Linked DNA regions of Homo sapiens: region 2 is linked to region 1. The links are chromatin loops, found by intact Hi-C in ENCODE. Cell type or tissue: Calu3. All regions are shown on one strand. Each heading gives the region's core, and the rest is flanking DNA. Links, peaks and the distances in the headings are about the cores only.

Region 1 (11,392 bases), core at 1,543-9,542:
GACAAATCTACATCCCTGAATGTTTTTACAACTCCAAACAATTTCTGTAAGCATTATTAAGCTCCAGCATCAGTAAAGATTTGAAGCATTAGTAGGGAGAAGCTGACCACATCCCATTCATTTATTCAATGTACACACACATGGCCTACTGTATGAAAAAAATAGTGGTAGAGAAACTGAGAAAATAAAAACCCAAGTTACATATATTGAAATAAGATTCTTGCAGGCAAGATTCTTGAAGCTACTTGTGACTTTACTTTTCTTTATTTCTTTATTTTCTTGACTTTATTTTTCTCTTGTCATTAGTACATGGTAGATTCTCTCTCCAGCTCTGTTTGGAGTCAACCCTTTCACTGCAGCTCTGTTTGGAGTCAACCTATTCTCACTTCCAACTTGCCTTGGAGGTGTCTATAATGAAGCTGCCCCTCTTCTGCACAGGACAGCAAAATCAGCAGGCTTCTCTTTTTCATAGCTGCTGATTCTGGGCAGCTGTGAGAATCTGGCAGCCCCTGTTTCTGTGGGTGACTGGTCCTCTGGTTGGTGGCAAAATAACTCCAGACTAAAATGCACTTTTTATTCTTAGATATCAGTCTCAGATTTAGGGGGAAATTGTATGTCATAGAGAAGAAAGAGGCACAAAGTCTTGTGATTAATGGAAAGAAAGAAGTTCATTTTGCCTCTAGTCCCTTTCTTTGTTCCCTGATCCAGCTTATTCTCCCTTATTCATTGTCCTGCCCCTGACCATTGTGATTGTGTGGCCACCTATGGCTTTTTCATTTATTTACCAGCATGGTTCACACATTCCAAATGACAGCAGAGACATTAGGAGCCATAACTCACCCAGCAAAAATGGCCAGTTTTCTTATTGTTCTTCTTTGGCATTTGTGTTACTTTAAATTACTTGTCTAGCTAATTATCCCAGGAGACAGTGAGCGTTAAGGACCTTATACTTGACTACAAACGAAGTCAGAGAAGGCTAGCATCTATTTTCAGAAATGAATTTTTAAAAAGTGAACACTTCTGAAGTGCACGTTACTCTTTTCCTTAGGATGAAGAAACATCCTGAGAAGGTTGACATGCTGAATGCCTTAAAGAACTTCAATTGGGATGCCAGATGAAAGTGTAACTAGAATTTCTATGGCTTAAATAACGAGAGTAAGAGACCTCTATTGTTATTATTCTGCCAGTTTTTTTCTCTTTCTCTTTTCTATGTTGTGTATTTGTCATCTTTTTTTGAAATACTGTATTTCAATAACTATTACTTCTTTCAGTCCAAGGAGATTTCTGAGAAGTCCTACTTGGGATGAAAAGATGGACTTACATAATAAAATATAATTTATAAAGATAATTTGAACATAAAGTAGATCACAAAACTATCTTTCCTAGAGTTGGAAGATGAATTTGGTAAGTCTGACGTGTGGATAAAAATTATATATCACATATTTCTTAGAAATCAGAGTAGATATCAGTGTTCTTTCTGATTAGTCCAGATAATTAGGAAAGAAGTAGAGGGAGAAAAACTCTAGAAGTAAGAAAGTTTGATTTCATGTGTAATCAGAAGAAATATTCAAGTAATTTATCACTAATTCAAATAGTCAAGAAAATTCTAGGAAAAGCCCTAGGAAGCATAATTAGCTATGCTGAGAGTTGAAACATTTGCAAAATGTCCCTGTTATAATTTGCTATTTTATTCCCCCTGAGACCTGAGCAATGCTTTATCAACAAATCCCTAAAGACTTTTTAGCAAGTCTTAACATGAAATACTTGTACTTGATGCAAGACTTTTCACCTAGAAAGAAAAGTGGCCGGCTTTGGAAGGTTAGCTTCTTACTTTTTGAAAAGCTTTCTGGAACTCTGCCACCTACACTTTCTGGGCTTCATTTACGCTTGGTGAAAAATGGAGGGATTGTACCTGTCACCCACTTGTCTCCCAAGGGTGTTATAGAGTATCTAGAGAAAGTCCATTTACCCACAATCCTGTGCTGTGAATGACAGGCCGATGGGCCTCCCTGGCCCAATAATGTGTTCTTGGTCTCTGCTGCTTCAGGTAAGGGAATGTCTTACTATCCCCCAATCTCCTATTGGTAATATTTATTTGCTACAGTTCAGACGGCCCTTGATTGAATACTGAACTCAAATACTTACCTTAGACAAGAACCTTGACCAGAGCAGTCATTTCTAGGCCTGGTTGCCATAGGCTCTCTTCACAAAGCATACTGGGAATGGATGAAAAGTTCTGATATTGCAGCTTCTGGGTGTGCTCAGGACTCTTCTTCACTATCATTGGTTGTGTCTGAGACTGTCTAGCTGGGCAGATTTGGTTGGGGTAGTGGGTGAGGGAGGGCTAGAACTGTGGGATGCTTTTTTATTTCCTAAATTTCCTTCCAAGAACCTCTAGAGTCACTGGAATTCCAGCCCTGTGGCTTTGGTTAGCATGTGGGGGAAAGTTTACCTTCTCATTCCTAGAGCTACATTAGGGGAAACAAGCACTATGCTGTTTGGGGTGAAGTTGGTATTAATTTTCCCTGAGAAACAATACTGTTGATGATGGTTGGGTTCTGTGGGCCTGTTAGTTAACAATATAATTCATCTATAGTATGAGTTAAGTGGACTTGTGTGGGCTATTCTATTAATACATTGTCTGCAACATTATTTCTATGAGAATAATGTATCCTGAGTTCCAAAAAATTGACTTAAAACATTTGGAATACACACCATTACTTAGTGGGGACTCATCTGGGGCACCCATAATGGATGGTTCAGAAAATATGGTCCCTGCTGCTATTCACTAGTGCTTATCAATTTCAGTCTCCTAGCTTTAAGTTTCTTGAGAACTCTTCATTTCTTCACATGATTTAGGAGGTAGAATGTGTGCAATTTTCTAGTCAGCTGAGAAGGTTCATTCTCAATCCATTTATTTTTGTAGTTTGGTAAAAGGATATCCTTTTACTTTTTAAAATTTAAATTATGAAATAATAAATGAACATTGAGTATATATATAAATTTTCTACATTCTTACCATTTTGAGGGTAAGAATATACTCTTACCTAGCAATAATCAAAAGTGTAAAAATCCTTATATAATTTCCTATATACGTAAAACTCTCTGTATGAATTCCTTATATAATGTCAACATCATTTGGTTCTGTCAATTTTTGCTTTTAAAGTTATGCTTTAGATGTAGACAAGTTAAAATTTTTCTGTTATTTTGGTGAAATGACCCTTTTAAACATGAAGTAGTAATTCTTTTTTGTTAATAATGCTTTTTGCTTTAAAGGTACTTTAATCTGATATTAATAAAACTATATCATGCAAAATTGTATATTCAGAGTTGCCTGTTATAGAGGAAAACTGGCAGCAACAAAAAAGTTTAACAATTGGACATTGGATATACAGTAAGAATATGTTCATACATTGATATACTATGCAGCTGTGTAATACCATATTATACATTATAACCTTCATGAAGAAAAAAGCTCACAGCTGTGCATGTAGAAAAGAAAATGCAAAAAAAGAAAAAAAAAGAAGCATACTACAAAATAGCTTGTATTATAGCATGCTATTTTTGTACCTCCCGATACATATGTAAATATATGTTTAGCAAATAACCTGATATTATCCACTAGAATATAATATTGGATACTTTTGGGTGAAGAAATTATGAATAATTTTAAATTTTTTGTTCTCTTTTAAAAATATATTCCTGTGTCATAAGTTAATTATTTATTTCAAATAATGAACATATGCTACTTTTAAAAGAAATGTAGCCTTTTATTTGACAAAAAAGCTCTCCTATTATTCTGTAGCTTATAAACAAGAATTCTGAGCCAGAAAATTACTGTTCTTTAAAAATGTCCATGATTCTTACTTGTTTTCTTTGTAGATTTTTAAAGAAAGATAACTACTTTGAATTACATAAACTTTAATTTCTAAAACGCAAATGTCTGTGTAGAATAGTAAAATTGTATCCCATACTTTTTCAACAAAAGTAGTCATAAACTTGGAATGGAATGTGACATAATAAATTGCAAATAATTATATAAGATTTTCGATTTCAAACATACATATTAGGAAGGCCAAACTGAGACTAGAATTTTAGAAGTACAAATGCAATTTTTTTTGCATCATGATTGAATAGGAAAAAAATCCCCTCAAGTCTGGCTGGCTGAATGAGCATGTTGTAAGTAGAATGTATAATTTTGTTAGTGTACCCCTCAGAGGTTGGCCGATGAGTAGCAGCAATGCAGTAACAATATAAAGCTGTCACTTGGTGGAGCTAGAATACTATGTAATTCCAATATCCTCTTTCGGCAGATTTCTTGGAGAAAATGGTTTCATGGCAAAATGTAAGACTATTGCCCCCAGTTGCCAAATATTGAAGTACTTAGCCTTTGGGGAATCTGGTTTTATGGTTTTCTTTATTATTGTGCCAGAGTATGAGTAAATGCCAAACTTATGGGCATTTACTGATTACAGTTAATAAATTACAATCTTTTCATCATGCTGAATTCAATGCCTTCCCCCCACCCTGCCCCAGGAGTTAGTTTAAATGAATATATCATCTATTGATTCAGTGACGTTTTCACACATTTCATATGGCACTTAATAGCCCAGTATCATTTCACTTGCTATGTCAATTACTGTAAAATCAAGATGGGCTTTTAGGTAGCTTATGATGCCTGGAACAAAATGCTCAATGGATATTATACAAGTGTTTGGTGATGAATACCAGCTTCTGGGATTCCCTGGGCAGGGTGGAAATTTTAGATCAATTCAAATATTGACCAAAACTTTTTAGATGAAATTTTAGGGTGACCAGTAAATGAAGACTGCCATAGACTCAGGCAATCCTTCCCTGGAATGAATTTAACGCTTTTGGAAAATTCTGGATTGTAGCCGTTCTTACTTTGGTCTTCCTAAAATTGAAAAATTGAAGATTTTTGCATTTGTATTTATACATGGGTGTGTATAGTTTTGTGCCTTTATCAAGGTTAAATTGTGCCAACCTTTTCTCTCAGGTACTAGGCATATTCCAAAAAGACTAATTTTAAAATTAGATTAATATCTTTCATACTTAAAAGGTGTTAGCTCAGATAAAATTATTGCATACCTTGACTATGTGAATGGATGCTGAAATTAATGTATTTATGGATCATTATGTTGACATGTGAAGAACAGTAATTGAGTTTTTTATTTTTTTAACTTTATAAATTTAAATTAATTTTTTTTTTGAGACAGGGTTTCACTCTGTCATCCAGGCTGGACTGCAGTGAAGCAATCACAGCTCACTGTAGCCTTGACCTCCAGGTTCAAGTGATCCTTCTGCCAGACCTTGAGCCACTGTGCCCAAATGAGGATTTTTAAAGATTTCCTATTCCTAATTTGGCTGGGTTCTGATTCTCTTATACTTTTATTTTTTCATAGAAGCCTTTTTTTTTTTTGCAGTGAGAAAGATTTTATTTGACCTTAAGATAATTCTATTTGGGAAAAGTGGGGAAATAGGATAATCAGTCTTCTATTACATATTATGGTCAAGGTAGATCCAGGTTTTGTGGGACTAAAGCCTATGTGGTTTGAGCTCTTTTATGTAAAAGGATACAAAATTACAAATGCAAAGTTAAGCATAAAAGTCCACATTTATTTAAAATTAGAAAAAAGTAACCGATTGAATAGTTTAAAAAGCTGGGACAAAACCCTCAAACAGTGAAAGATTCAGAGAAATTATATTTTTATTAAATAACTGCCAACACATCTGTATAATTATTTTCCACATATCAACTTATGGTTCCATACATTCACAATCTAATTTCTTCTCACATAATTCCAGTTTTGACTACCATAGGCATATTCATATCATGATAGGACTCTGTCTCTCACCTTTGCAAAAAAAATGCTGGATAACTCACCACAGTGGGCATTAGGAGTATTTTTGGAATCCATTTCTATACTAGGAAAGCCAGCAATAACTTAACTATACAGGGAAGTGACTGTGAGCCACATAAATAATGCACATTAAACTCAAACCAAATGCATCTCCCACTCAACATCCCAGGGTCTTGGAAGGACCCCATGCAAATGAGGGACCCTGAAACCTAAAACTCTTTAGTATCACAGTAATTCTACCTTTTTGAAATCCTTTTATCAATAATGTACCTCACTTGATTAAAATCGTCATCATCTTTAGGGTGATTTAAAGTTTGGGAACCACTAACAGTAACATTCATAGATGAAAGGATAGTAAATTTGGGTAAAAATATTCTTAAAAATATTTGCCATATAGACAAGGAGGACATAACCATAGGGATGTTATTTCAATACCTTATTTTCTAAGTATCATTTATTGGCTTTTAGTAGAGAGTACTAAAGACAGTGTTAGGACTGTCTTACAGATTTTTACAAAATTCTTACAAAATATTTCTGATTCACCATTATTCTTATATACCATTAAGAAGTACTGTTTTTTTTAAAACAACAGCTTGAAAGGCATAGCTACTTCCCTATTTAATTTGTATTCTTAATCTACCAGAAAAATCTGCAACTCCAGCAGTAAGATCATTGATTATTTATTTCATGGATAATATCCACATTGTTGAAAGGCTCCCTGTTTTAGTGTTTAAACAAACAAAAACAAAAACAAAAGCAACACAGCCTTGTATCAGACATGAAATTGTGTTTTTATTTGATGATTCCTGGAAGTCTCTTGACTCCTTAAAAGAGCACCTTATGCATGCACTTGAACACTAAAGCCATAGTAATAGTTAACATCTATCGATTGCTTTCTATGAGCCAGACATTTAGTGAAGTGCTTTACTTGCATTCTTTGTTTAATTTTCTGAACAGCTCTATGAGGTACGTACCATTTTATGAATGAAAAACTGAGGCTTAGAGAGTTTAAATAACAAGCCTAGATCCATGTAGTTTGTAAAGTGGCAGGCATGGTGGCTGAATATATACTTATTTTAACTACTTTGCAATAGTGTCACAGAAGCAGTCATTCAATGAATGTCAGGAAGGTTCAGAACTCATAGATAGCACTTGAATAACTACAACTTCAAAAAGGGAGAAGCTCTGAATTTAGGAGACAGTATAGCATAGGAAAAGATGGTGGAAGTCCAGGCACTAGAGTCAACTGTATTCTGGCTCCATCATTTACTAGCTGATTGACTTTTGACAAGTTACTTAATCTTTCTGTGCTCCAGTTTCCCCTGTTAAAAGAGGATAATCCTAATAAGATATGAGGATTTAATGAGGTGGATGAAACATTTAAACCAGTGGCGGGCACAGTAAATGCTCAAAAAGTTGTATCATTATTGTCTATTAACATTTATGCTTATTTGTCCTTTGAAATAGAGTATATGACTTGTGCAATGATAGGTAAACAGTATAAAAAATTTTGTTGTCTTTCTTTTCTAATACATGTATTATTTAGTTAAGGACCCTCTAGGTATATTGGAGAATGTGTTCATAGAAATATTATAATATCAATACAAAAATGCATCCTAGTTTTAAAAAATAAAAACACTTCCCAGGAAAATTAAATTTTAAAAGTTTATACCATATTTGTATTTTTACGTTGATTTAAAGGATATTGCCACTATGTGGAAGAATTTCCGGTCCAGGTATGTTCCTGTAGATGTTATGACTTTTCAAAACTTAATCTACTATTTATGTTATAAAATTATTACTATCATGTAGCTGAGCAGAAACATTAATATAACATAATGAGAAAAGTTGCATCTCTGCTCCTGAGACTCCTAATAAACACATTATTCATTTTTTATTCAATTTAACTGCAAATAGCTTTGGCAAATGTTGAAAACAATGCCAAAGGGTATATTTCTATTTTAGGGTGATAGGAAAATAACTCCTGAAGAGTCTTAGAAGTGAGAAACAAAATATGAATTATATAGTGGTGGGAAAACATAAAAGATTCTGATGTCTATGAATAACTATATTTCCCAAAGGAATAAACATTAATGACTTTAATTAGATTTTAATTGCTCATGAGAGCAAGCTCTTGCATGAGATAAAAACACCTGACAATACATTATGACTGAGCTTTTCTGTCAGCAACATAAGATGAATTAATATAAATGCCATTTAAAGGTAGAGAATTGTCTAAACGTAAACTAAGCCCTTAATCAGTGCTATTGTGATGGAAAGATACTGTCATAATTAGGTCAAGTTCTATCTTGGTCTTGACAGTTGTACATCATATTGAGATTTAAGACAGGACTGTAACTGTGGAAGACTCCAGAATGTTACCTCTTACTAACATTTCTTCACAAATGGTGTAAAAATAAACAAATGAGAGTTTTTTTGAAAGTTGCAATTTATATTGTTTCTTTTATTTACTGGAGGAACTCTTTAGAAGTAATCTGTTTGGGATTAGATTTAGGGATTTCCTTTCCTTTCTTGGGCACACTTTTGGAGTCTGTATTTGCTCCATCAGTCATTTTTGGTTCAGAGGACTCTGCTAAGAATAGAAGCATTTTGCAGTTTCCTTAGGTATTAAAATGACCCAGTTGTAGGTGGAAAAGCCCACTTCAGTCAAGGGTTTCTAGACCTTTGGAAAAACAGCGAATATTTATTGACATGCTAAAAACCTAAGTTCTCTAAAATTTCTTAATTTATCTTGTTTTTGATACTTTTGTTGAGGGGAAAAAAATCTCAGGTGGGGCAAATCTGTTATTAATATTATAGAGCTTTCATGAATTATGATGCTTTAGATCTATCTAGTTGTCCAAGGCTCGGCTGACCAGTGCGTATAATGCATTTTATTGTGGTTTTGTTAGTAATGAGTTAATCTGTCACTGGCCTCACCATACTTCACTGTATTGAGTCAATTTTCCTGTGGCATCTTTCAGAGTCCATTAAGTTCTTACAGAGCCACAAATTCCGTCTTCAACACAAGTTAGGAAGGTAATACAAATCAGTGAAGCAGGCGAGGGGAGACAACAGCAAATTGGAGGTCCATCCTCTGACTAAGGGACAGCAGAGACTCAGCTCATGGTAATCAGATCTTACGATAAAAAAATGCTGGAAATCTGGGTTTTCACATAAGCATTTTGATAGTTAAATATTATCAACTAATTAAACAAAAACTTAGTAAATGAATTAAGCCATGTCTGTTACCCTTTTATGATGTCTATATAAGGAATTTTTAAAAATCTGTCAGTTTCTATTTTTTGTACACCTTTTCCACACTACAGACCAAATGCTGCAATACATTTGAAGAAAAGCCATCTAACCAACATATTATAGTGTTCGAGCATATTTCTCCCATGCATTTCACTTCCAGGTATTTTCTAAAGTGAATGCAGTTGTATTTTAGCTACATATGACTTTATATGACTAATACAGTACAACACAGCAGTGATAAAGTGCCATATTCAAAGGTAAGTAGAAATTTAGCCCAATGGATAAATATTTGGCTGTCTATTTAAACCTTTGGCCTCCATGTTGCAAGGGTATTAAGAAACAGATGGGGGAGTTTTGATTTAATAGCACAGAGTGCCAATTCTGTCTCTAATTCCAGGTGCCTTTTGGAAAAAAAAAATCCTGGCTGTAGTATCTTGTTTTGAAAAGCCACTCAAAACAATTGAGATATTCTGCAAATATAAAATGGCTCCTGAAAGCTTTTAAATTGTAGAGGATGTAGTTCTGAATAAACCAATGTTCTGTTTCTTAAGAAGAATTTTATATACAGCTAGAGAGGATGTATATACATAGAGAAAGGGAGGCACATAATCATAATACATATAAAGATCTATCTCCACTTGGAATTAAATTCTACATCACTGTACCATGAATACCTAATGTAGACTTAACGGGTACAAAAAGAAAAGAAAATAGAGGTCACAATGAAACACAAAATTGAAAAACAATCAGGAAACAATGGAATTAAATGAAGAATAAATTAACATAGGATAAAAGTGAAAGACACTGACCAATTATTAGTAATATATATTTTAGTAATTTCCAATATTAAGGGATAAGTTGCTCATCAAAAGCAATTATCTTCTTTTAGGCCAGGCATGGTGGCTCACACCTTGTAATCCCAGCTCTTTGGAAGGCCTAGGCAGGTGGATCACTTAAGGTCAGGAGTTTGAGACCAGCTTGGCCAACATGGTGAAACCCCATCTGTACTAAAAAATACAAAGATTAGCTGGGCGTGGTGGCCCATGCCTGTAATCCCAGCTACTCTGGAGGCTTAGGAAGGAGAATTGCTTGAACCTGGGATGCAGAGGCTGCAGTGAGCTGAGATCACCCCACTGGACTCCAGCCTGGGCAACAGAGCGAGACTCCTAAAAGAAAAAAAAAAAAAAGCAATTTTCTTCTGTTAAATCAATAATATCTACCTGTAGTTTACTGCTTGATTAATATTATTTTTGCAACATATGACCTTAGAATAAAGCTTTTTTTCCTCACCTTCTGTAAGACTAAATATACATCAAACAAAAGGCCCTACCTTGTTAACTTGGCAGTGTACAAGCATGGTATTTAAGGATTTGGCTTGAGATCCTGGGCTTAAATCTCAATTCTGCTTCATATGAGATATGCACAATTGGGGAAATACTTCACTTTTCCGACCCTGATTTCCTTATCCATAACTGGAGACAATAATAATATTTACATCATGGGGTCGTTGTAATGTTTATAGAAAATAGTCTATGTTTTCATATTTACAAGACACAGACAAATAGCAGGTGTGTAATAAGTGGTGGCTGCAGATACTATTACAAAATAAGAAGTCTAGGCAGTCCAGGCTCATTATATGAAACCTAATGGGAAAAATCTGATGTCGATTACTTCCCTCAATAAGCACTTATTGTTTGGATTAAGGCAAAAAGCTGTCAAATTACTGTAAAATAGTATCAAAGGAATATTCTTTATTTAGCTAGGAAAAGAAAGCCTTATATGCATCCTAATATTTTAAATAATATTAAAAACAATATAAAGATTTTAAAAAGATGGTTCTATTTATTTGCAGAGTGATTGAAAAGATTGACACTTTTAGCATTAGTAGATACTTGGAACAAGATTGAAAACTGATGTGACACACTGAAATGAAATTAAGATAGTTTTAAGACTCTTTTTCTTTGCAGAATTTGTAGTTTATCTTTCTTGGGTGGATTGTAGACCTTGAAAGATAGAATTGTTAGCCTTGAAGTCAATAATTCCACCATTATTTTATTTTTGTCCAATAATCAAAATGTTGTATCTATATTAAATATATATTTTGAATAAGAAGAGAAATACTGTTAAAAATAACTGGATTACAAATAAAATTAGCTGTGGCACTTTACACTTGAAATAATGTGAGCAATGCTTGGACTCCCACACAGTTTTAAACTTTAATCTTTGTGGAAACATATAAAAGAAGCAAAGGC
Region 2 (11,392 bases), core at 2,230-10,229, 95 kb after region 1:
CAGTCACATGGCAAGATCACATGTTGGTATTTCCAGCCACGTCTCCAGCTAAGGTCTCAGCTGAGAGCCAGCATCAACTGCCTGGCATGTGAATGAGTAAGTGAGCCTTTAAATGGTTCTATTATCCAGCCTTTGAGCCACTCCAGCTGGGGCCATTTGGAGCAGAGACAAGATGGCACTATCAAGCCCTGCCAAAATTGCAGGATTGTTCTGTGTTTTAACCATTTTACCTTAGGTGAGGTATGGTGAGGCCAGGCAGAGATCAAGAAAGAGAAGCTGGAAAGAGTTTTACAATTTTGTTACATTCATTGTTCCCTGAGAACACAGTATGCCATGCAGGGCCACTCAGCAGCAGAAGCACTGGGATTGGTGGTGCACAGAGAGAGAGGGGAACTCTGGGAAAGTGCTTTTATTGCACTGTGGGGTTTCTGTGGGAGAAAAAAAGGTGAGATAGGGCAAGTAGGCTTTGGATAGGCCAGTTGAATATTAGGAATAAGTGGGCTGATTGAATTGAGGAATCAGGGGCCTCTGAGGCATAAAGACTGTCCTCAGTTTTCTGGTATGTGGTTCTGAGGTGGTTAGGATGGGTGTACAGTGGCCCAGAACGAGAGAGCCTAATAAGGGAGATGCTTGAAGATGGATATAATTGACTGCTCAAGAAGGGGAACTGACCAGCCTGTAGCCTGAGCCTCAAAACTGGGCTAAGACAGCATTTATAAATCTATAATGCAGTGAGCAAAATAAATATTGGCATCATTTTAAGCCATCACTTTGAGTAGTGTATTATGTATCAATAGATAATTGGAGCTTTCTGACTGTTGGTAGTTGTAGAAACTCACAAGATGAAGAGTCTGTTGTGCTCTTCTAGACATAGAGAGAATGTAATATCCCTGTCAGCTTCTAGGACCCTTCTGGGTCCCTGAGTTAGAGTTCTTCCCTGGATATGATTTACTAAGTCATCACATGGGCCCTAAAGCCTGGCCCAAACTGCGGCTCTTGTGAAGCCCCGAGGATGGGCTTTCTGTAGGTCTTCATGGGACAGCAGTGAGAGAGGAGCTTCCTGGATGTCAGAGAAAGAAGGTCTGTCTTAGCTCACTCTCAAGAGTAAAGGTTTCTGTCTTAGTTTGGGTTCACCTCAATGTAAAGCTTGAGAAATGAATTTGGGTGCTTATAATTTATTTGGGGAGGATCCCAGAAAGCAGTAGTGAGGGTATGAGAAGAGTTAGACAAGGATGGAGGAAAACCCAATGTAAGGGAGTGAAACAAAGACTTGATTCTCCTGGGGTCTTCTGAGAAGCATACTTTGCAGAAGCATCCACCTGTAGGATACGAGTCAGAGACATTTATCTGGCCCCCCTCATTTCCCCGTAGGTTGAAGGCTATCTCTGAGAGCAACCTTTGAACTATGCTTGTCCTTGGTCTGAGCAGGCTTCTATGGCATTGCATCAGAAAAGGCCTTTTGGCAGAAAGCAGAAAGATGGGTGACATGCCCTTGATGCCCTCAACCTGAGGGTAGTCTGAGCTCATGTGGATTTTTGCTAAGGCTGAAATTCAAGGTGTCCAGGGTGATGTGCTATGAAACACCGAGGTATCTGCCACAAAGTCAGGATAGGAAAATTTACTAAAATTGGAGTTAAAGGTCTGAGTTCCAGACCATAATTATACTAAGCAACCATGGCCAAGGCACTTAGCTTGCAGATTTAATTCTCTCATATATAAAATGAGGATAACATTATTAGGTGACATTTTTGTGGAAGATACAAAGCCAGGGACAGTGAGTCACAAGGAGAGGTGAACTGGCTGGCTGTCAAGGGGCCTCCGGAGGAGGTGTTACCATGGGGCATTTGCCATAACCTATGGCGACTAGGGTTTTCTGTATTCTCAGAGTGGCATCTTCTTTCAAGACAAGGCTTGTAACCAAATTTGTAAAGATTGACCTATAAATCAGCATAAAAGTTTATTACTTTAGAATGATAAATGTGAAAGTCACTGAGCATGAACAGTGCTATTCTTTGGCTAGGCCATACTGTCTTTGAAGGCAAGGAATTTTGGAAGTTCAAAGTCAGAAAGTTATTAAGTGAGAATAGGATCCAAATAAAGATAATTAGTTATGTGGTTGAATTTTGGAGCACCAGGGTAAGGGTAGCCTGATGTATCGTTTTCTATTACAGGAATATTCCTCTCCCTTGAATAGGCATCAGCTTCTCTGACTTGTCCAGTGATTTTTTTTATAAAGTAATTATTTATTATAAAGTCATTATAATGACTGAGGTATTGGCAAATATCTTCAAACTTGTCTTATGCGTGTCTGGGATTCAACTGACTTATAAATCAACTTTGCATGTCTCTATCACTATGCATTGTATTGATTTTGCAGTGCAACTCTCAGAGGGAAAGGGTTTTTTTTCTTTTTTCTCTTTTTTTTTTTTAACCAAACTCTTCAGGGGACAACTCATCCACTATACTGCCTGACAGGGTTATTGTAGAGATTAAAGGACATTGTTAAACTGATAAATACTGTGAGTTACTCTTGACATTATTAGATCATGGACTCCAGTAGGCAGTAATGGGCTCTGGTAAGTAGAAGAAAAGAGTTTTATAACCAATGAAATAGAAAAGTATTCTTAAACATTTTTTTTCATTGAAGAGTTAAAGGACTTTTGTAATCATGAATAAAAGAGGTTGTGTTATTTTTTCATTAGCCGAATACTGCACTTAAAACTAGACTACTGTTGATCAAATTATAAACTGATATCCAAAGCACTGTGACGGATTTTATTAGGAATTGTCAAATACAGTGAAGGGGGAAACGACATGTATAAGTCTGGGTTTATGGAACATAAAATATAATTTTTAACCTATTGGAGATAGACTAATTTTTAAAAGCTCAGTGTAAGAGGAACATTACTAACCTGGAAACTGGGAGACTAGAGCACTTGCCTTGTTCTGCTGACTAAAGAGCTGTATGACTTTGGCCAATTGTCTCATGGGAACTCAAGTTTTCTCAACAGTAAAAAGAGGACTAGTTTAGCTAATTCTATGTGCATTTTAGCTCTAAAACTTTCTGAAACAAGTAAAGATTCTTGCGGGTAGGAGCAATAGGAGTCAGATAACTTTAAAAAAGTGTGAATATTTTAGAGGAAAGTAAGAGATGGGAAGAGCTTCAATTGTTGTAAAAGGGAAATTGCTAACCTGTATTCCAGAAAGTTGCAGTCTAACATTTTCAATTTTCTGACACTAAAATACAGAGATAATACTTGAAGAAAAGTTCATAGGAAGTCCCTAATTATGGTGACCAGCCATCCAAGTTTGCCTGGCACTAAGAAATTTCTCAGAAAGCAGGACTTCCTCTATTAAATTGGGGAAAGTCCTGAGCAAAACAGGATGAATCAGTTTCTTCCTTACTCCTAACATGCAGTCTGTGTTATTTCAGTATAGCTTCCAAACTGCCCCCTATGATGATGGCAGCCAAGTGGTAAGAAAAGTTGCTACTAATAAACTTTAAACCCTACAAATGGTGCTTCTGAAAGGCATATAATACTTAGGTGATGAATAGAGTTTTAAAGTCACAAGCTGGGGAATGTGCATAAAGGAAAGCAGACTAAGAGACAAGAGGCTAGAAACAAGCTTTTTTCCCAGTGTTCTGTATCCAGTAATTTGTTCATTCATATCTTCAGTGTTGTGAGTATACCCTCTGTGTGAAATTCAGTGCTTGTTGCTGGAAATGAAAACAAATGAACAAAAAATTCATCTCTCATGAAATTTATTTTAATCTACCTTGTTGTTATTAAATGTCTCTTCCCATTCGTCTTCCAGAGCACTGTCCTGTAAGTACTCACACATCTCGGTTCTGAGTCCAGGGCCTAGTACTTGGCAGGCACTTGATAACTATTTATTGAATTGAATTTCTGTTGTTCCCTTTGTTCTTCTACCTTTTAAAAAAGAAACTCTCTTTTCCCTTCTTTGTCTCAAATAATTCCACTAATATTTTTTCTCCAGGACTCAAAGCACTTGGCTAACATTTTCTGAAATCTTTATAGCCTGTCTCTGAAATAGGTAAGAAGTACAGTGATAGCAATTGTACCTATCACTGGCTATGGTCTCTCTTGGTTCTCTTATATCCTATTACTGATGGTTCATTTGAGCTTCCACAGAAGGTCAAGACACAGTTTAATAGTTCTCATGGCTCATTTTGGGCATCTGCAGGGCAGCAGACTCAGAAAAATATGTGGACTTCAAAGGTACTTATCAGAGGAAATTCAGATCAAAGCAAATAGCACGGTAAATACACCTAGTGTGGGGCTCATGTTCTACAGCACAGGGCCTATAAAGGTCTCCTGAGGACGTAAGCCAGAAACAGCCACCTGGAGTTGTAATTTTCCAGTCCTTCTGGAGATTTAGGTGAGGTCATTGCTGTGGATTCCATTTTGAAGTTTGGCAGCAGGAAGTGATCTTGGGATTTAACTCTGTCCGAGTGTCACTACACTGAAAATAGGACAGAATAATAAGACATTTATGACAAGGCTATTTGCTTTTTGCATAATGTATGGAATTGAAAAGCTAAAAATATTACTAAATTTAAAAAATCCCTAATTAATTCCTATCACATTCCAGGGAGAAGATGAGGGTTACGCTAGTTTTTCTTTTTTTATAGAAAGGACAATTGGATTTTTTAAGTAACTATTAAGGTTCACACATCAAATTAACAGCAATATACTCACATAGACATCTAATGTGACCACCACAAAACATTTCTTGGTATCAATGGGTTGTGCATGTTTGAAACTATCTAAATTGTTGGACTTCGCTCAGATTCTAGGATTACAAGCCGTATAGTAGGTGTGCTGTTTAATTTAATTTAATTATCTTCAATCAGTGTGACCTGGTATTTGCATTATTAATAGCCTTTATGTTTAGATCTGTCTGGTTGCTCCAATTTAGACAGACAATTTGTGAGTAGATACGCCTTTCTGCAATTGGATAAACTCCTGCACATGGGTAAGAAATGTCTTAAATTTGGAAATAAGCAATTGGAAAATTAGTTATCTTGTTAACAAGGCAGCCAGTCCTTCCTTAAGTGTGTGTTTACATGCATCTGAGTGTCTGTCTGTCTGTGTGTTATCTACCTGATTTTATTACAGATCATCAGTAACTCTTAAAAAAGAAAAAAAAAACAGAACTGTTTATAATTCTGCAGGGTCTTGATAAGAAAAATGCAGTAGGAAGGAGTTAGCTCAGTTAGTAATTCTCTTTCACTACACTTTGGAGATATACATAATTAAAACAAGTCTGTCTGTCTATCTGTCACCTACCTGTCTATCTATCTATCCATCTATCTATAATCTATCTGTCAATCAAGGAGTTAATATATTCATGTGGTTCAAAAATCACAAAGCAAGGCCAGGTGTAGTGGTTCATGCCTGTAATCTCAGCACTTTGGGAGGCTGAGACGGGTGGATCACTTGAGGTCAGCAGTTTGAGACCAGCCAGCCAACATGGTCAACCGCCCCCGCCCGGCATCGCTACTAAAGTTACAAAACTCAGCTGGGCATGGTGGTGCGTGCCTGTAGTCCCAGCTATTCAGGAGGCTGAGGCACGAGAATCTCTTGAGCCCAGGAGGTGGAGGTTGTAGTGAGCTAAAGTGGCGCCACTGCACTCCAGCCTGGGCAACAGAGAGAGACTCTGTCTAAAAAAAAACAAAAAACAAAAACAAAAAAAACTCACAAAGTATAAAATAAAGTTCATAGTTACAAGTCTCTCTCCTATTTCTTGTTACCCCTCTGCCAAGACACTGCAGTCATACATAATGATTCTTCTTAATTTCTTGCGTCCAGATTTTCAGTTTAAAAAATTTATTTAAAAGCCAATTAAAATATGGCTTCTTTCCTTCTTTCTTTTACAAAAAGGTAACATATTACAGACACTCTTTTGCAGTTTCTTCACCTAACAAAGTGCTGTGTAATGGTGATCTTGCCTTAGCAGCACATAGACAGCTTCCTCTTTTTTACCTAGCTTCATGGTACTTCATTTTATAGGTGAATGTTTTTCAAATTTTAATATATATCAAAGTTACATAGAGGGCTTGTTAAAATACAGATTGCTGAGCTCTACCCTCAAGTGTGAGAATTTGCATTTCTGATAAATTCCCGGGAGATGCTGATGCTGTTAGTCTGAGGACCATACTTTGAGAACCACTGCTCTAGATATATTATAATATGTTTAGCCTGATGATAGACAACAGAGATTTCTCCAACCTTTTGCTACTACAAACTATGAAGGAATGAATATTCTTATTCATATAACCTTTCAAACTAGTATAGGAGTTTTTGTAGGATAAATTTCTAAAAGTGGATTTTCTGGTCCAAGTGTTACATATATTTGTAATCTTGATACAAATTTCCACTATAGTGTCAAATTGGTGGTGATTCCAATGTACACTTCTACCAACAATATATAAAAGTGCCTATTATACCATACCAAAAAAGCTTATTATAAAAACTATATCTGCCAGTCTAATAGATAAAAAATGGTTTTAATTTGCATTTACCTTTTCATGTAATGGAGAATTATTTGTATTTGTTTTTTGAAATTTACTTTCTGGAGTAAGTTTCCTAATTTTTCTAGAATTCCAGTTTCTTTATTTGTAAAATGAGAATATTGGTAATTTTTAGGAGTTAGGCAGTTCAAACTGCTGTGGCCTCAGGACTTTATTTTTGGTCCCAAGTAAGTGAATGAATTCTACTTCATCTCATTACACAATTTCATTTATTTGTCCATTTATTTACTCATTAATCATTCAGTATCTATAATATGCTAAGTACAGGACATAAAGAGATGTAAACCTTATTTTTGAGGCATTTACTGTCTACTAGAGGAGACCAACATGCAAATGGTTATGTTACAATAAAATGATGGCTGTTAGGATGGAGAAAAGAGACAGAAACAAGGGGATGCAGGTCAAAAGCAACACAGGTTTATTGGACGAAGAAACCTGTGGAGGGGGACACCAGCTATGTGGCTGGAGCTCGAGCTCCTTTTACAGACTGGGGCAGTTACAGGTCTAGCTGGGAGAGGTGGAATTGTTGCAAAATGGGATGGGCGGTGTGGTTAGCTGCTGATAAGGGAAGAATTTCCTATGGCCAGGCAGTTGGGCCTGAGACCTGCCCGACAATGTGTTTCCCACTGCTGGGAAATTTCCACTCTGGCCAGGGTGTACAAAACGGTGGGAGGTTGACAAAATGGCGCAGCTTGGGCTAACAATGGCTGTAACAAAGGTCCCTACAAAGCCCGGGGAAATGAAAACCTAATTGTCTCTGGGGGAATCAGGGAAAGCCTCATGCAAAAGATAGCTTTCAAGTGACACTTAATGATAAGGAGGCGTCTGCCAGGTGGACAAGTGGAGGAGGGTATCCAAGGCAGAAGAACAGCTTATGCAAAACCAAAGCAGCATGGGGAAATATGGGTATTCAGGGAACTAATGTAACATTGATTCTTGAACAGAAGGGATGGGAGAAGGGCAACTCTGGTTTTCTAGTTCCCATTTGGGGTGGGAAAATGGTCTCAATTCCTTCAAATTGGCTCGTTCCAAACCCCAGACTATAATATAAATGTTTCCCTCCTATTTCCAGTAACCAATTTTCTCTCTATTAGATCTCTCATCTAGTCCTCTTTTGACCATGGCATTTGTGGTTTGAACTCTTCTTTGTCTCAAATGAAGATTTATTTGAGGCCTTGCTGCATGAGCTTGCCAATTTAATGTTCCATCCTCTGCCACATAATTCTTAATGAGAGAGTCAGAGGTTAATAGAAAAATAACATAGAAAGGAATATATCTTATGCTATAATTTTAAGAGTGTATATTCTCAAGGACTATTTGTGCAAATGGGGAGATGCTCAGAACATATTATACAGAAAAGAGAGAGGATGCACAATGTCTAATGATAAAGCAAGAGTTGTGTTTGTTATTTTTCATATATAAATCAGTCTATCAATCATCTATCTTATTTATTTGGCTATAAAATTCTATATTTTTTAAAATTAATATATTCTGATATATTTCTACATTATTAAAACTCTTCATAGACAACACATTTAGGCTGCCTTGACTGTCATCCTTGCACCATTTGGTGGATGACCACAACTTGGTTCTTTATTCTTCTATTTTTAGACATTTGGGTTTGTGCATTTTATTCATATAAGCAGAGATAAAAGAAAGAAATTATTAACAAAGTTTGTCTTAGTCCATTTTCTGAGCTGCACACAGGTCTACTTGGGCCACAGCTGGGGTGGCTGAGGAGCACTGTGCTGAAATGCAGAGAGCAAGGTGGCCCTGGTCAGTAGAAGGTGCCCTCAGCCATATCCTGAAACCATTCTGCCCTTTTGGAGCTCTAGGCCCATTATGAGAGGAGCAGCCTTGAAGATCTCCACAATACCTTTGAGGTTATTCTCCCATTGTCTTGATGAATGACATCTGGCTTCTCTCCAGTTATACTAATCCCCTCATCGAAAGGTTGCTTGGCCACACCATTGCATGCTTTACATTCTTTTTGTGGACAGGCTACAAATTTTTCAAATATTTATATTCTGTTTCCCTTTTAATTATAAATTCCATCTTTAAATACTTTCTCTTTTCTCTCATTTCACTGTATATAATTAAAAGAAGCCATGCAGCACTTTCAATATTTTGCTCAGAAATTTCTTCTGCCAGATATCCTAGTTCATTGCTCTAAAGTTCTGCTTTCCATAAAGCCCTTGGGCATGAACAATTCAGCCAAGTTCTTGGCTATTTTTTTTTTTTTTTAACAAGAATGGCCTGTACTCCAGTTTCCAATACCTTGTTTCTGTTCCTCATTTTTGTGTGAGACCTTATCAGAATTGCCTTTACCATTCATACTTTGGCCAGCTTCCTGGTCACAATGACTTAGTAATGTCTAAGAAGTTTCAGACTTTCCCTACATTGCCTGTTTTCTTCTGAGCCCTCACTAGAATGATACTTAAAGCTCTGTTTATGACAAAATAGGCTTTTTCTAGCCTGCTCCTCCAAATTCTTCCAGCCTCTGCCTATTACCTAGTTCCAAAGTTGCTTAACACATTTTCAGGTATTTGTTAAAGCAACAGCCCACTTCTCCTGCACCAATTTTCTGTCTTAGTCTGTTTTGTGCTGCTGTAAGAGAATACTGCAGACTGGGTAATTAATAAAGAACATAAATTTATTGGTTCACAGTTCTGGAGGCTGGGAAGTCCAATATCAAGGTGCTGGCATCTGGTGAGGGCCTACTTGCTGTGTCCTAATGTGGCAGAAGGCATTACATGGCCAAAGGGCAAAGTGGGTGAGAAACAGCAAGTGGAGGATGAAACTACTCCTGTAATAATGAACTCATTTCCATGATGATGACATTAGTCCATTTGTAAGGGCGGAGCCTTTATGACCTACACACTTCTTAAAGGTCTCACTTTTTAATACTATTACAATGGCAACTAAATTTTAACATGAGTTTTGGAGGGGATAAACATGCAAACCATAACTGAATTTATCTTGGATAATGGGTTAATGGGCAAAGATGATCTCTGTAGTTAATTAAGAAAAGCCAAAAAAAGCCTGGTATAAGAAAGATATTTTGGCTATAGAAGCATCAATGAATAATGGAAACAGTGATATTTCTCATCTATTTAGCATTGTACCAGCATCGTGTTAAGAGTCTAATGTGTTTTAGATTTGGGCTGCTTAGTTCTCCAAAGACCACACTATGAAATCTATGCTATTATCAACTTAAACTTCAGCCCCTCTACCCAGTCCTTCCACCCTAGGTTTGGGGGAGCATGCACTGAAAGCCCCAACCCTCTAATTATACCTTGGTCTATCTAGTGACCAGCCTCCCTTCTGAGGCTATCTAGGAAGCCCCAGCTACCAATCATCTCATTAACATACACAACATACTCTTATGACACTGAAGATTCCAAGAGTTTTAGGTTCTATAAGTCAGGAAACTGGACAAAGAAAAAATACATACAGTCATGTGTTCCTTAAGGATGGGGATACATTCCGAGAAATGTGTTGTTAGGTGATTCTTCATTGTGCAAACATCATAGAGTGTACTCACACAAACCTCAATGGTATAGCCTACTTCACAGCTAGGTTCTATGGTATGGACTATTGCTCCTAGGCTACAAACCTGTATAGCATGTTACTATACTAAATTCTACAGGCAACTTTAACACGATGATAAGTATTTGTGTATCTAAATATATCTCAACATAGAAAAGGTACAGTAAAAATATGCTGTAGAAGATACAAAAAATGGTACACTTGTCTAGGGCATTTACTATGAATGAAGCTTGCAGGACTGGAAGTTATTCTGAGTGAGTCAGTGAGGGAGTGGTGAGTGAATGTGAAGGCCTAGGACATTACTGTACACTACTGTGGACTTTATAAACACTGTCCACTTAGGCTACACTAAATGTATTTTTTAAAATTTTCTTTTTTAATATTAAACTTAGCTTTCTGAAACATTTTTACTTTATAAACTTTTAAGTTTTTAAAAAACTTTTTGTTTCTTTTGTTATAACACTTAGCTTAAAACACAAATACATTGTACAGCTGTACAGAAATTTTTCTTTATATTTGTATTCTATAAGCTTTTTTTAAATTTTTTAATTTTTAGAAAACTTTTTAACATTTTTTGTTAGAAACTAAGCCATAAACATACACACTATCCTAGGCCTACACAGGGTCAGGATCACCAATATCACTGTCTTCCACCTCCACACCTTGTCTCACTGGAAGGTCTTTTGGTATAATAGCATATATGGAGCTGTCATTTCCTATGATAACAGTGCCTTCTTCTGTAATACCTCCTGAAGGACCTGCTTGAGGCTGTTTTACATCTAACTTTTTAAAAACCATAAGTAGAAGGAGTATACTGTAAGATAACAATAAAAAGTATACTGTAGCAAATACATAAACCAGTAACATAGTCACTTATTATTAATTACTGTACATAATTGTATGCACTAGACTTTTATATGACTGGCAGCACAGATTTGTTTACACCAGTATCACTACAAATATGTGAGGAGTGTGTTGTGCTATCATTTTATGACAGCTATGATATCACTAGGCAACAGGAAATTTTTGCTTTATTACAGTCTTATGGGACCACCATTAAATATGCAGTTCATCACCAAAATGTCATTAGACAGAGGATGATTGTGTTTCACAGTATCACAACTACCTTTCCCCAGGTGACTTAGATAAGACTCAGAGATGAACCCCTTGTTTACCCAGGACAAGGTCATGTACAGAACCTCCAAATTTTCATTCTTTATCTCACAAATGATTAGCTAAAATATTTTTCCCTATTGACCAAACTGAGAACATGCCCATTAATTTGAC

The links. Hi-C counts contacts between places; a loop is a spot of excess contacts. Peaks named below come from ENCODE experiments on the same cell type or tissue, not always from the same donor. Only the 100,000 strongest peaks of a DNase experiment are listed, where the experiment ranks them.
Region 2: it touches region 1 in a loop (2.5-fold over the local background); 5 of 110 quality-filtered maps call a loop at or near these places.

What each region holds. Positions count from the first base shown.
Region 1 is chr3:20,221,687-20,233,078 of GRCh38, forward strand. No RefSeq gene overlaps it. Among named protein-coding and RNA genes, the nearest start is that of SGO1, 41 kb to the left of the region's middle. In Calu3, for the core only: no CTCF peak of the experiment used is centred there; no DNase peak of the experiment used is centred there.
Region 2 is chr3:20,316,395-20,327,786 of GRCh38, forward strand. No RefSeq gene overlaps it. Among named protein-coding and RNA genes, the nearest start is that of SGO1, 140 kb to the left of the region's middle. In Calu3, for the core only: no CTCF peak of the experiment used is centred there; a DNase peak (open chromatin) is centred at 7,097.